2 separate regions of the Mus musculus genome follow, and region 1 is linked to region 2. Evidence: chromatin loops called from intact Hi-C (ENCODE). Cell type or tissue: heart. All regions are shown on one strand.

Evidence for each region. A loop is a pair of places that touch in the nucleus more often than their neighbours do. Peaks named below come from ENCODE experiments on the same cell type or tissue, not always from the same donor. Only the 100,000 strongest peaks of a DNase experiment are listed, where the experiment ranks them.
Region 1: a loop joins it to region 2, with 2.2 times the contacts of the local background. A loop is called at or near these places in 2 of 42 quality-filtered maps.

What each region holds. Positions count from the first base shown.
Region 1 is chr3:149,106,765-149,114,764 of GRCm38, forward strand. No RefSeq gene overlaps it. Among named protein-coding and RNA genes, the nearest start is that of Gm30575, 32 kb to the left of the region's middle. In heart, no CTCF peak of the experiment used is centred here; a DNase peak (open chromatin) is centred at 4,967; H3K4me3 peaks cover 455 bases; H3K27ac peaks cover 991 bases; H3K27me3 peaks cover 1,210 bases.
Region 2 is chr3:148,985,873-148,993,872 of GRCm38, forward strand. It overlaps a transcript of Adgrl2 not described here. Among named protein-coding and RNA genes, the nearest start is that of Gm30827, 9.0 kb to the right of the region's middle. In heart, CTCF peaks have their summits at 1,972 and 4,706; DNase peaks (open chromatin) are centred at 1,939, 3,719, 4,399, 4,629 and 1 weaker place; H3K4me3 peaks cover 5,550 bases; H3K27ac peaks cover 5,125 bases.

The DNA of each region.
Region 1 (8,000 bases), 120 kb after region 2:
ACCTGGAGGTCTTCTCCACACTAATGAGGTATCTAGACAGCTCTGAGCATTTTGTTTTCTGAGTACTCCTTCCCACAGAAGGTATTTAATCCGCCCAGGTCACCCCGAATAAAACGTATGCACTTATATCCACCATCAGAAAACAAAACAAAACAAAACAAAACAAAACAAAACAAACAAACAAAACCCCGGGATGTACAAGCAAAGGATTGCCTCAAAGACATGCTTCATTATGGATTGCCACAAGGAAGACCTTCAACTAAAGAGCTGCACCTAAGACTCCTGAGGAAGGCTTTCTCCTCTCCAGCCCCTCTGGTATTCTCAGCACTCACTCTCAGTCAGCCCTTGGTTCTCTAGTCCCAGACTCTGGCTCCTCTCCTGCCTGGCATTGACTGCTCGAGGGATAGGGTGAACCCCCGACTCTAGTTCCTGACTCCCAGCGGTATGGGGGGTACAGGCTGGGTACCCAGAGAGAAGAAGACCAAGAACCACAGCATTTGTCCCAGATCCTGCTGTTCCTCTTCAGGTCCAGCAAAGGTGAAGGAAGAGACAGACAGTGGACGCCCCCCTCCCATCCTGAACCCCTGTTCTGGGCCTTGCTCTGAGGAAAGGTTGGTTGCAGTATGACAATATGCATCTGTGTATTGACATAATGGTATAAAATGAAATAATGGAAATTCTTCCGGGACAGTGAAAGGGACTTTGCAGTGGTGGGACTATAGAGTAGCAGAGTACAAGTGTTCTGAAGGGGGAAATAGGGGAAATGGGGCTCTAGTTAGAGAAGAAGGGGGAAGATAAATATAGAGGGAAGGCAAACAGAAGGAAGAATGTCAGGAAAGGTCATAAGGAGTTACACTATTAACTACCCAGATAAATAGTTTGAATAGCATGTTCTCATCTAGGGTGGTAATATCCCTCCAAGCCACAGACAAACCCTACCACCAGGCAAGAGAAACTGTTTTGAATTGTTCAGCATTGCCTAAGGGACTTCACAAACTTTACAGGTGACAGCTGTTGCTCTTGGTTACCACCCAGAGGCAGAAGTAAAAATCATCATTTCTAAAGACACCACTGCAGTCACAGGACCCAGAAAGCTCCTGCCTGCGGTCGGCCATACACATCTTTCTCCCTAAGGAGGAGCTTCCATGGTATCAGAAGGTACCATGCAACCTTCCAAAGGTGGGAGGCAGCAAACAGGCCTACGCAGCTATGATGCCTGTGAGCAGCATCAAGGACCATCATGGTGCAATAACCGTGAGGGTGCAGCAGTGGCATGCATACCTTGGTGGTAACCAACAGCTCTGTAATTGGACTTATGATCTGCTCAACAGGAGGGAATACTTTTCTGGTGTTGAAAACCAAGTCAACTACCCAGGGCTAGCGAAACCATTGGGATGTTGGAGAAGAGCCTACAACTGATACTTCACTAAGCCAGCACAACCCCCAACTTCAGTCTAAACATTTGTTCTTAAACACAGAACTGTAGCTGTCATCTGCCATCAAAGAACCGTCTCTGCAACAAGAGAGACCACTGTGGAAAACCCTAACTGATCAAATGTAGAATTGTGGGATCCACTCCAATATTAAATGGTCAGTGCTGAAAAGAGACAGATTGTACTGTGTATTTAGAAACGAGCACACACACACACACACACACACACACACACACACACACACACAGACACAGACACACAGACACACACACACACACACACAGACACAGACACAGACACAGACACACACACACTCAGTACCACCACCACCAAGAACAACAATTAAAGATAAAGGGACCATTGGTTTGAAAGAGAGCATAAGAAGAAGCAGGGGAGAGGTTGGAGGTAGGAAAGGAATTAATGAAATTATAGCCCTGGCTGTCCTGGAACTCATTTTGTAGACCAGGCTGTCCTTGAACTCAGAAATCCACCTGCCTCTGCCTCCCGAGTCCTGGAATTAAAGGCGTGTGCCACCACGCCCGGCTGGCTCTTGTTTTAAAAACATGTTTTCTTAAGCCACACATCATTAGACGTGACACTCTGCTTTTTCTGATAAGTACTGATTTCACAGCTCATTGGTTAATACTCAAAAGGAGCCATTGAGGAGTACGTTTTACACATTCTAATATGATAAATTCGGTTTCAGGGCATTCAATTAGAAAGCAGAGAATCAGTGTGACCCACTGACAGGTAAGGGAGGAAAACTGTGATGCCATTTACAAGCCACGAGGTCCTCAGGAAGTGATACTTAGGAGGAGACGTTTGGTGATACGGCGGGCGCTCTGCATAGACCTGCACATCCTGTGGTCCAGGGTTTAAGTCAGCATCCTTACTATGAAGACTGAAAACAACCAGTTATCTTGGCTGGGTTCTCGAGTAAGAACAGAATCTAGAATTTATCAGGAGAGCGCAACTACTAACAAATCCCTACATAATCATTCTTTTCTGAGTTCATTTTTCATTTCCATTGCTTTTATCGTGGGCTATATTGGGGATAAGTGAAACAAAGAATCATTGTTGAATTCTCAAAAATCTCACTAGAGGGACCTCAGGGTCCTGCAGGCTCTGCTGGCAAAATTTCTTCTATGCAATCATGAGGGCTCGAGTTTGGACCCCCAGAAGTCATATGAAAGCCCTGTGTAGTGGTATAAATTATAGTCCTAGTGCAGGTGCTAGGGACAGAGACCTCACTGACCACCAGCCTGGCAAAATCAGTAACCTTCAGGTGCAGAGAGAGTGTCCTTAAAAATAAGGTAAAAGGTGATGGAACAAAACACCCAAAGTCAAACTCTGGCCTGTCTATATATGTTCACATACACATACCCCACATACATGTAAGCATACACACTACATGTGTGTGGACACACAATATGCTAGGATGCATTGATTCCATGAGCTGCATATCAGCAGAGAAATTTAAAGGGCATTATTTTATACACCAACAGATAATAAGACATGGATAAATACTAAAGACTAGACTCTGGTCTGTAGTCACACTGAGTAAGAGTGTTCCTGTCAGCAGCCTCTCTCAGGACTCAACGTGCCTCTTCACTTGCTGTTATTTTTGCTTCTGTGCATTGTGAGCCACTGAACTATCCTAGAAGCAGTAACATAAGGACCAAATAATCAGCCAAGTAAGAACCAATCTATTATTGAAAATAATGTCGTAACACAGCTACAGAAGATATAATGATTATTATAGGTTTTATTTAACCTTGCAGTTTTGAAGCATTAAATATTTTGGGGATAGCCCATGATTTTTGGCCTTATTCATAAGACATTTTTTCCCCACATTACCTAAGAAAGTACTGAAACAGAGATATCCCATTGTGGTTACCTATGAACGCATGCAGAATGTATGTGAGATTTTCCTACAGGCAATGCTTTCCCTGGTCGCACACACACACAGACTTCCTTAAACTGACTCAGATCTGGCAGACGTGAGAGCTGGGAGCCTGGTGCCCAGAGATGAGTGAGCCGAAATGGAGCATCTCAGATGATGTTGTAGCTGGACAGGTCCATTAGATTATCATATGCCCTAAGCCTCAGTCTGTTTGAGCTGCTATAACAAAATGCCTTAGACTGTGCAGCTTATAAGCTTATAAACAGCAGCCATTTATTTTTCATAGTAGTTGAGATTGGGAAATCCAAGATGAAAGTGCTGACAGGCTTGGTGTCTGAGGAAGATTCACGCTGCTCTTTAGAGACGTGTGCTTCCGGCGTCCTCATACAGACAAAGGGACAAACAAACACTTGTGGCTCTTTTATAAAGGCAATAATGCCTTTCTTGAGGGCCTTACTCTCTGACTTAATTGCCTTCTCAAAGGTAATGGTCACACGGGGGACTGGGTTTCGACCTACAAGTTCTTCAGGGCCACAGACTCTCAAACCACAGCCCTGTGCAATAAAACCAGGCTGGGTCCCTGGTTTATGTTAGCGCTCCCTCCCTAATAAACATGTGTAACTCTCTGAACAGTTTAAAATTACATAGGCTGAGTGGCCCAGATCCCAGCAGGCTGCTTTGCAATCCCTGTGGCAGAAGAGGATTCAGGGGTTAGGATGCCCAGAGCTCGTTCAAAAATGTTGTAATAGATCGAGCTATACAGTGGAAACAATGGCTAACGATGCCTGAAAGCCAGACATCAGGTCTGCAGTGGGTTATCCTACTAGTAGTGTTTAAAGGTACAACAGTGCCTCTTAGTACAGGAGTCAGAAAGACCCAGTAGCTTGCCAGATAACACAGCTCGTGAGAAGCAGACAGGCATCTGAACTTCGGCCCATCCGAATTTAGAATCTGAGCCAGATGATAGGATCTTGACTTCTGTCACCCATTGTCTGTGTGAACGTAGACTTCCTGTGTTCGGAGAGGTAGCCGTCTATGTTTGTTTATATCTTTAAAATGTAGAGAGTGCCTGTGTCGGGGAATGGGCAGAATTGATCAAATGTTTGAGACAGGATAATTTAAATGCTGAATATTGCATCCTTCCTCCATAGACCTGCCTCAGATAAGTAGCTGCTCAGCCCTGCCTGAGCTAGATATTCAAGACAGACGATTTCCCTTCCCACCAGACACTGGAGACCCAGTGAAAGAGAGACAATTGTCATTTACTGTGGGAATGCATTTCGACATTTTTCTCAATGTGTAAAAGAAATGAAAAGGGGATACTCTGTTTGAAGGGCTGTGGGTGTGTGTGAAGACAAGGGTCCACCCACTCAGCCTCTCCCAGTTGTGTCCAGCAGCCAGGAGTCACCTTCTCTGAGCTCTGAAAACAGTCTGAGCAATCTCAGGTGGGGGTCGGGGAACTTCCACACAGTATCTTGATTCCTGCAGTAGATGCAGTTATGTGCACAAGAGGTGGCCCACGTGTGACAAGAAGCACTAAGGACATGTCCATTCAGGCAGAAGCAGATGACAGTTGCCCTTTCATGGAAGAAGAGAAGGAAAGGTCAAGACTGGGGTCACGCAGAAGGCGACCTTTTACCTCCATGAGAATTTCAGGCAGCTGAGATCACTGCTGAGGAGGACGGAGAGGAATGAACTGTTTTCAGAGGCGAGGTGAGACATAAGAAAGGAAGGAAACAAGGAAAGACCGGGAGGCACTTGGGGCAACCGTGGGTAGCCAGCCTGGACTCTAATTTGGAGTCCAGGGGAACGGAGAATAGGTGAGACGAGCCTGGAAACCAGACACAGTGACGGTCTCCTCCAACAAGCAAGGGCTGTGTACTCAGACCTGTGGGTTGAATTCTTGGTTGGCCACTCATTAGCTCCGGGAACAGGGACACCCGATGTAACCTCAGAGCCTGTGTCCCTTGCTTGGAAATGGCAAGGGTAAGAATGATATTCAAAATAAGGAAACGAGCAGAGAGGCACTTATTGAGCAACCACAGATGTTAAGAGACGGATGCAGGAGAGGCGGACAGACCCACCTGCTGAGTCACTTGTCACAAGGTTGATAAGATAGGGATTGGAAAGAATCCAGACTTTCTGGTTCTAGAGCCTCCCTCATTATCACATGGCTACCCCAGAGTGTGTTGAGAATCAAATAACACCTATCACCTGCCTCACCCTAAGTCAGGCTCCAAGGAAGGACACTGTTGAACTAATACTAGCACAGAAAAGGAGGGGGGAGGGGAAGGAGCCGTGAGCGAACCTTGAAAGTCCTCCATACGCAGAAGCTCTGACATTTGTAGTTAGTTCACTGGGACACTCGAGGTTACAACAGGCCCGAGGTCTGGTCAGAGCCGGGACTTAAGAAAGATTCATCTGTTAAAAAGGCTCAGCTTAAAAGGGCCGGTAGTGAGTGGAGACCAATTAGACTTTTACTGCAGCCGTCATTATATGAACCCCAGAACACAAAGTGGGGGTGGAGAAGGAAAGAGGCAGACAGATGTAAAGCCTTCATCCAGCTCACCGTGGACAGTGAAGCCAGCACGTGAGTCAAGGTTTGAGGCTGGGTGAGTGGGAACACAGCTGATGTCATTAATGTTACTCCAAAAACCAAGGAAAGAAGTTGGACCTTGAGGGGACGGAGGGTGACTGCACGGTTACAGGCTGAGTTTAAGGTAAGGACATGTCACTCAGGTGGAAACATTTAGCAGATGGTTAGTTTAACAGAGAGAAAACACGCTCTGTGATAAATATATCTCTCCCGCAAAACAGCTTTACTGAGTAAGTATTTTGAGTCTCCTGACACATATTAACAAATTCTTTGCACACACTTCCCTCCCAATGTTGCAAATGAAATGCTTCAATAATTATGAATTAAAAGTAACTCCCCTCTTCACCCCAATGTTCCGGGAGGTGTTTGGTGTCTCCTGTGGTAGGTCACTTCCCATTTTGGACACCGTGGCTGTAACCTCTGTCCCTTTTCTGTGTGAGGAAGCTATGTGTTTGAAACAAAAAGATTGTCTAATGGCTCCACCAGCAAACGAATTTTCCTCTTTGTCACGCCTCTTGATAGAGTCCTAACAAAAGGGGGGGTGTCTGGAAGACTTGCTATTCTATAAACTTTCACCAATAAGCAAAAAGGTCTCCACATAAGGTTTTGATGTAGCACTGTTAGCAAAGATGACGGCAACCGAAATGCTCAAAAGTGGAAGAAACACAGAATGCTTGTTTTTCTGTGCAAGAACTCAAAGTAATCCTTGATGCACCCGATGAGGTGGAGGGATCTTTAAGATACACTAGATTACAAAGGGAGACCAGTTGTGAGACGGGCATCTTGACGAAGAGGATCTGATTGGCAGTGAAGTGGGCTGAGGAGCTGCTAAGCAAACAACGACCTGATGTCTAAGCATGACTTGAGTTCAAATCTCCAGAATTTACATCAAGCTTGTGTAGTAGCAGCACTTGTGCTTCTGTTTCCGATGGCAGGGACAGGAAGATCCCCAGACTCTTGAAGGCCAGCTAGCCTGTCACGCGCAGCAGAAAACAACAAAGGAATCCTGCTTCAAACAAGCTAGACACCCAGAATCTACTCCCAAGGTTGCCCCCTGACTATCACATGTGTGCTATGGCAAGTGTATATCTGCACTCTTACGCACTCTCATGCATATACATGTATGGACACACATGCACACACATGTGCACACACCTATACACACACACACACACACAAACATTTTTAATCTCAAATACATACATACATACATACATGGTCATTCATCCATCCATCTTTACATTTGGCATTGAGTTGGAATGAGTAAGCCTCTAACAGAATTATCCGGCTAAGTCTCCTCACACTATTAATTTCTAGTAGTTACAGAGAACGGAGAAAAGCATTGGACAACACCAAGCGAAAAGAGTCAATAAAACCCAGACTGAAGTATCTACTCAAGACAAGTAATTCATTGTCACTAACAAATTTGCAATAGAGAAAGGACTGGATGGAAACGAGGACGTGAAGTAACAAGACCACAGCAAAACCAAGCTCTATTGCCCACGGCTGCCCGTGGAGTGATAGGGAAGAAGGAGAACATGGTGTTGGAAGGAAAATAATGAGACCCATGGGTCAAGAGCACATCAGGATGAAAACTAAGTTGTTTATTGTTATTAGTGAAGTTCTATGTATGAGATGAAATAATGTACTATAATTATATAGTTTATATACTTTTCAGTTGTCTACAAAGTCTAGTGTTATCCACAGGTATCCAATGATGTTGTGCTGTGAAATGGAAGCAAGAATAGGTTTTCATTTTTATTGTGTTCTATATGATTCTATCCTTTTACAATAATGTGACCATCTGGGGCAGTGGTGGCACACGCCTTTAATCCCAGCACTTGGGAGGCAGAGGCAGGCAGATTTCTGAGATTGAGGCCAGCCTGGTTTACAGAGTAAGTTTGAAGACAGCCAGGGCAACACAGAGAAACTCTGTCTCGAAGAAGCCAAAAAAAAAAAAAAAATCACCTATTATTTCTGGAATTAAATGTAAGATTAAAAGGGAAACGGAAAAATAGCAAGCCAGTGTGCACAGAGTGATTTGGTCATTTCTGTTCAAGGCTGGAGA
Region 2 (8,000 bases):
AGTCTGGCACTTAGAAATGTTTTCCAAACTGATACTCCTTTCAGAAGTTCTGTTAATAAAGCTCACGTGGGCTTTTAATTTTCAACAAGATCTACTTCCTTTTTCTTCCCTATTAATTTAGCAAGTATATTTAAAAAAAATAAAGTTTCCAATGTGTAGCAATGAGAGTCTTATCACAGAATAGCTATTGTTGTGTAGGCTAATTGAACGCCCTTCTAATTATAATAGAGCAAAGTGCGTCAGGTTTTAGAGAAAAACGTTAGGTTACACAGCGAGGCTTTCTCAGTGTTCCACGAAGGGCACCCCAAAAGATAGGCAACAGAGACTATCCTAAAACAAAAGGTCACCGTTTTCCTAGGAACAAACCATTTATCAATAGAAAATAATTGTCTTGCCATCTGCAAGGGATCCAGAGCAACAGACAAAGGTTTTTGGTTCACATAATTACAGAACAGTCAAAGTTCGGCCGCACAGCCTGATCCCTCCTTCCAGTTTGCACCCTTTACAATTCCCATTGCCCTTTGGGCCTCGGCTTGGAAGCAAAAAGGAAGACAGGCTGCAGTTTTCTCAATTGAGCTGAAGCTAAGAAACCTTTGATATGCTAATCGCCCCCTTCAAACGGTAAGAATTCACACTTGCATTAATTCAAACAATTTGTGCAGCTTGTGAAATGGCACCTCTTTTACAGCGGAGCAACAAAAGGGGAGATGCGAGCTGTCTGAAGGAACTCAACAACAGAGCATGCGTTTCTGGGGATTCCATCACGCACCAGTTTACTGGACGGTGCAGGGAGGTAAGACAAAGTTCGAAAACACAACCGAACTTAAGCAGATTTTCTTAGGAGTCTCTAAGGATATTCAGTAAGCATCAAAGGACACTACATTTATAGTTACCTTTGGCTAGGCTCGAGACAGTTCTATCCAACCTTGATGCTGTCACGGTCACCCCCAAAAAACTTCTGTATTTCTGTGGACGAATTAGTACCTCTTTAGCGCCTGCTTCTTAAGGTTACCCGCCATGGACCCTGACTTTGCAAGGGAACTCCCAGCAGGCAATCATTGCAAACGGGCGTGCCTTCCTTCAAGGTTAGAGCTAGAGGTATGCAGCGTCAATTTGGAGGGGCAGGCTCAAGACTTAGACTGCAGAGGGAGAAATGAATGAACCAACTGCTGGGAACGCGACACCTCTGGAGATGGGGAGCCAGCAAAGGGAACTAGCGCCGGGAAAATGCAGAAGATAAAGCAGCGGGGCAAGTGGGGGGGTGCACGGGGAGGGGGGGAGCTCCTTGGAAACCTGGAAACCTGGTCTTTGTAACAGCAACCATCTGGTTGGTGCTGAGGCTCAGGCGCGCCCAGGCTGCATGGAGAAGCTAAGCAGCCTGACACCTTTCGTGAAGCAGGAGGAAAACATTTCCTCCGTCTGAGTCTGAGAAAGCACGGTTTGTATCTGGAGGAACGGAATGAAGGGGCCAGGAAAGGGGGAAAGGGAGAAAAGAGGAAAGGAGGGAGGAGGAGGAGTCCCCGCACGCCAGGGAAGGGCTATGCTGGGCAGCGCAGGACGCTGCTTTTAGAGGACAGGCTGGACCGAGGGCTCCAAAACACCCAGGCACACGCACGAGCCTCGGCCTCTGCTCGCAGACAGTCCCGCACTCGCTAAGGCCTCCAGCCCTTTCTTCTAACCCAAACCCTGCAGTTCAACGAAAGGAAAAAACTTTGCTGGTCCCAAGTGCAAGAGTCCCGCATACTAGGGACTCCTTCTCGCTGAGGATCTCCCCCGTCCGTGTGGCGGAGTCTCGGATCCAGAAGCCCACGCCCGCGACCCCAAAGGTCCCCCTAGCCTCGCGCTCCTCCCACGACTCCTTCTCCCGGTTGCTTTCAACCTGAGGCTCGCGCCAGACCCAGCAGAATCCCCACCCCAAAGGCAGCCCGGAGCCCACGCCCCTTAACTTCTGCTGCAGGCCCAGCGCGGCCCGCTGCTGCCCTCTCACTGCGGGTCCGGGAGCTTCTCTGCCCTAGCTCTGGCCCGCCTAGTCCCAGGGCCCCGCCACCCTCGGGCTCTGCGCCCCGCTCCCCTGGCCCCGGCAGCCCACCGCCCCTGATCGAGGCCAGCCTCTGAACCCGCGCGGCCACATCTGGCTGTGTTTTGCTCTCAACCTCGCCTCTCAGCACTACCTGACCAACAAGAAACGACGGCCCGCAACAACTCATCCAAGCCCTCCCCCACTGCCCCCTTCCCAGGGACTCGCTCTCAGCCACAACCCAGGGACTAGTCCCCGCCAAGCCAGGGGCCCAACACCTGGAGCGGGACAACCTCGAGTACGCACTGGACAGTCCCATCCCCAGCTCTACTGCGTGAAGGACCAAGGGCACCTTCCGGTCCCTATTAAGATTTTTAAGAATCGCCCCCCCACCACCACCACCTTTAAAATAAAAAGCAGGGTTAGTCTGGAGCTGGGTCGCAGACCTGAGCTCCCGCCTTCTCGGTCCCCAGCAGCCAGCCTGATTCCCGAGAGCGTGACAATAGCCGCACGCGGCCCGGCTAGCCGGCTGCACCGCACAGAGTTCTGCGGATCGATGTCGGCGGGAAGGGTTGCGCACGAGTGGCCAGCGCGGGTCTGTCCCCGCGACACGGCCAACCTCCGAACCGTCAGCCCCATCGGGAGGTGCCCAGCAAACAGGTCTCCGAAGCCAACACACAGGCACATTGTTGGCGCTTACCTCGGTGTGCGAGCGCGCCCCGGGGGAGGGCCAATCTGGCGCGGGGAGCCGCGCGGGGACACGGGCGCGAAGGAAGGGCCGAGGCGACCGGCGCGGGGTGCTCCTGCTGGCTGAGCGCGCGCGGGGAGGCGGCGGCTGGCGGGCCGGACACGGCGCCGCGCGGCTCTTCGGCGTGTCCTCCGACTCGAGTCTCCACCGCCGTCAGCCGCCGAGTCCAGCCAAGCAGCCCAGCGGCCCGGGCGGCTGCCGGGGGGCTAAGTCAACATCTTCCCGCAGTTTCCCACACGCCGTTCCGCGACCCTGGGGGCTTTGCCCACACACGCGCGCGCCTACCGCTGCACGCTCCCTCCGGAGCCGGAAAAAAAAATCAAAAATCAAAACCAAAAGATGCGGGGGATGAGAGAGCAAGGCTGGCGGAGGTGCGCCGACTCCGGAGTCCCCTAGCCGCGGCGGGAGTACGGCCGCCGGGGAGCGAGGCCAAGTCCGTCAGTCAGTCCGGAGGAGCCCGGTGCGCGCGGGCAGCGGCGGCAGGACCTGCATCCGGCGCACGCGCCGCCCCTGCGGCCTGGGGCACGACTCTGCCGCCAGCCCTTCCTCACATGTCGGGTCTCCCGGGCTGGGGGGCGGGAGAGGGGGCGCCCGGCGGATGCAGGAGGTGAGGAACTCGGGTTCGGGGAGAGCGACGGGAGGAGCGAGGAGGAGCAGCGCCGCTGCACAGCCGCGGAGGGAGGCCGGTCCCCTCAACAATCGCTAAGAATCCTCCGGTAAGCTCCCGATGGCGCTCGGGCACCTCTGCGTGCGGGTGCGCGCGCGCGTGTGTGTGTGTGTGTGTGCAAGTGTGTGTGCCTGTGAGTGCGAGTGTGTGTGAGCGTGTGTGAGCCGGGAGAGAGTGAGAGCTAGAGAAGAGCAGGGAGAGCAGGGAGCGAGAGGCGGGGAGCCCGAAGTCCTGACACGGACTCAGCTAGGGCTGAACTGGAGTCACCTCCTGCCTCCTCCTCCTCCTCGTCGTCGTCAGTCCCCACCCCCAGCCCCCTCAGCCCAGGACTGCTAATCATATAAACATATGAGCGCGGACCGCGGCGCAGCATCCGTCTCTCCCTCCCTCGTTTGCCAGCCAAGAGGCTTGTGCAAACTCCAAAGAAGAGAGGCAGCTGAGTACAAAACGCGGAGCAGATAATCTAGAACTCATTGCGCCCAATGGCCATTTTCCACTCCATTGGAGCAGCTGCGGCAGCGGGGCGCCCGAGCGCAGGGAAGGAGCAGGAGGAGGAGGAGCAAAGGGGACACACTTACAAGCGATCTAGCCTTTCGGGTGGCGGTGGCGACGGCCGAGCAGCCGCCCCAAAACTGGCCGGCCGGGGCTCGGCCCGGTGGGGCGGCCGCAGGGCTTTCCGGGAGGCGCTGGTGGCGGTGGCGGTGGCGGCGGGGGACGCGCGCACGGCCGCGGAACGCGCCCCAGAGGCGCCCGCGCAGGCTCGCGCCCCTCCCCTCTCCTCCCCCTAGCAGTCGTCTGGCGTACCTTCCCCAAACACCCCCAGCCAGGTCCGGGGGTTCCTTATCCAGCATTCACCCTCTGCACCCCGCCCCCTCCCCTCCCCCGAACTCCACTCACTGCGCGCCCGCTGCACGCTCTGCAGCCCGGGCGCACACACGCACTTTCCAAACATCGCTTTTATTTTGGGATCCCGGTGCAGGAGGGGATCCGGGAGAGATCGCGTTCCGGCCACCGGGGGCCGGGCTTGGGGCCTGCAGCTTGAGACCCCGCTCCCTGTCCCTCTTCCCCTCCAGGCCCAGGAGCTCCCTCCTAGCTAGGACTGCGCCCAGGCGCTCTGGATGCTTGTTTTACCCACCCCGTCTCCAGGTTTTCTCTGCTCCGCGTGCCCCGAGCCGGAGGCCCCGAAACTTTTAGTTTCCGCAGCCCTCCTTTTGTGTGACTGCTCGCAGGAGAAAGGAGGTCTGTTCGCCGCGGCTGCCTCCGTCCGGCGGCGGCGCGCAGGGGACGCTCCAGGGCTAAGGCGTCTTTGATACCTGAGATTTCCGGCGCGCTCGTTAACGAAAGTTACATTTTTTTTTTTAATTGCGATGAGTTTTTCTTTGTAGTTACATAGAGCTAGCTAAACTTTGACTTTATTGACTATATTTCACAAGAGCGTTCTGTTTGTTTTTGATTAAACTCACCAGGATATGCAACGGAAGGAAAGGGGAAAGGAGACTGCAAGGCTTTGCTTACTAGAACAGTCACCGTCCGCTTAGGTCTGCTTCCCTCTTTTCCTTATATTGAAACCTCTCACGTCCTCTCGAAACCTGTCTCTGCCCCTCACTGCTGACAGTGTCAGCAAACGACAGAAACAAGCTGAAAGGACCAGACTACAACAGTATTATGCCAGGAGAAAATAAATAAATAAATAAACGTTTAAAAACTAGGTAAACATCTGCTGTCCAGGAGGCAAATAAATAAATAAATAAAATTTGTAATTTTTTTTAATTATAAGATTTCTGAGCAGAATGCAGTTTCTCAATGTGTTCCTGAACTACCGAGTGAGCTAATGAATGCAGCCATTTGTCTTCGAGAGGCTAATTCTCCCAGGTTTGAGACCTATGGAGAAGTGGGTGAAACTTGAGCTTGTTTGCTTTCAGAAACAATATGTACTTTTTTTTACTGCGGATAAGCTGCAGTCACCACACTTCGGAAATCATTCCAAACAATGTTATTAAAATGTCAACAGGAGATTGCTCCGAAGACTCGAAGATTCTGAATATCAATTAGCATTTGCATTTTGTCACAAAGCCAAATGTTTGCAGCACTAAAATCATTCAAATACTGGTCAAATGCGTTCTTGACTGGAGAAACCCCCGAAGTTAAATGTGCATATATCCAAATCACTGACACATTAGCATCTCAGATTAGAAAGAGATTCTCCTGTGACCCCGTTTCCTCTACTGGATGAAGGGTTCTGTTGGGGGGTCCCCATCCAAGAGTCTCTGTGTCTTAAAGGAAAGACACTCTTCACTTGGAGTTTCTTAGATACATCAGTTCAAATACCATCCATGCAGAGTTAAAATAGCCTGGGAAATACACACCTTTGCAGAGCTCGTGCAAAACATTACAGTGTGCTTTGATTTTCTACTAGTCAAAAGCTATACAAGGCACTGGTCCACCTAGGAAAGTTAAGTCAGCCTACTTAAAGTAGCTGAAAAGAAGGCAGACAAATGCTTTTCAGACATCAAAGAGCGTTAATATCACATTCTCCTCTTTTTAAAATAATGTTTTATTTGTGAGTGTAAAACACAGTATGTCAAACTACTAATAATTTGCATTTGCCAAAAAAATTTAGCCAGTTCTTTTGTTCAGCTTTGAAGGTTTTCATTCATCTGGCCTGATTCACAGGAAGCCCCAGTGAGTGCACAGACCCGTCTAATCCTATTTTCTTTGGGGAAGCAAAACTTAGCCTGAAGTTTTTATTTAGTGAGCTTAGAGAGTAATCAATAGACATTTTTGCCTGAATTAAGCTGGCCATATGTTGGCTCGTTTATTTAATTCTCTCAGAAAGAATCTCTCAAAGAAACCACTGTCTACATTTCATAGGTCTGATACTCTTTGATGCCCAAGACATAAAGTGAGTCACTCTCCACTATGTTTCTAAGGAGACAACATCACACACACACACACACACACACACACACACACACACACACACACACACTTAAAAGCAGGAAAACTTGCCAAAAGTGAGTTAACACTCTAGGGACTATAAAATGACCCATAAGAATTTCCAATCTTGATTCAATAGGGTGTGTATTTTCTATAGCTCAAAGGTTCAAAATGTTTTCACCCTAAGAATGTTAACTTGCTAACACACACACACACCTAGCAATGTATCTACACACACACATACACACACACACCTAGCAATGTATCTACTTTAAGATGTCTTAAATATTTAGGAATTTCAATCTTTCTTCTTCATATACCATACGAAAGAATTGTCAAGAACGATCAAGTCAATTGAAATGTTCAAGATGAAACTGTTAGCCAGAGCCCTGACATTAGAAGGGAACAGTAATGGGATACACTCCACAGAGCCTACTAGCATCCAGAAAACATAATGTACCTGATATTTCACGACTATTCAAAACACAATCTATAGCAACACAGGTGTGATGGTAGTAGAGAACCGTGAGTGAGGTGTTAGCGTCTACAGATGTGAGCAGCACCAGAAACCTGGAGCCTTCTTCCAACCCAGTGCGCGCAACTACTCAATTTAGAGTATTATTTAAGTAATGGCGAAATCATTGACTTCCCCATCATACTCGCTAATTGTTTTTGTTTTTAATAGATTCTACAAAGGACAAAGAAACACCCATTTCCATTTGTTTTATGTTAAATCAACATCTAACCACTCATGGTGGTTTCATTCAAAGCAAACAGAAGGAACTCATTAGCTCATGTGGTGGGAGAGATTGATGGGCCTCAAATGTCTTACCATACATGTTTTCCCAACTGTAGAAACGCATGTTTTTAATTTAAACAACCTCAAGAAACTAGAGATTATTCTATTCAATAGGTTCGTGTATTTCTAATACCAAAATCAGGTTAACTTTCAAAGCTGTTTGCCATCCGTGTATCTGTGTTTACAGGGATGCGACCAGGTACTTGTCTAAAGAGAAGTCTGGATAGTAACAGTTTAGGTAACAAGCTAAAGGATTTGAAGAAATATGAAGATGGTCATAGCAGCAAAATATTGTGATTGGTATAAGCCAGTAAATCCAACTGGTGGCTTCTTCCCTGTCCTGCTGGGAGCAAACTTGAATATAAATAAAGTCTAAAAGGGGCAGCAGCACAGGGCTTCAGTGGAAAAGATGCTGGTACTTGCCTGTGGGTGAAGCAACCTGGTGACTCTGAACTACACTGCTGAAGAGAACAGTCTCAGACGGACCGTTGGATCTGCCGTAAAGAACACATTATTTTTACCTCAGAAGTAGAAAAAAAAGTATGGAATAAAGCAGGCATAGTGGTGACACCTTTAATACCAGCACTTGCAAGGCAGAGGCAGCCAGATCTCTGTGAGTTCAAGGCCAGCATAGTCTACACAGAGCTATATAGTAAGATCTTTGTCTCAAAAGAGAACAAAACAAACAAAGAAAATGTATGGAAAAGGTTGCTGTAAAAGGTGGGCCTCCTGCTCTGGAAAGTCCTCTGCCAGAACCCTCTAGAGCAGCTCCAAGTGGTAAGAGTCACAGGTTTAAAAAGAGCCAGTTGAAAGTTGCTAGCTTTTTTTTCCC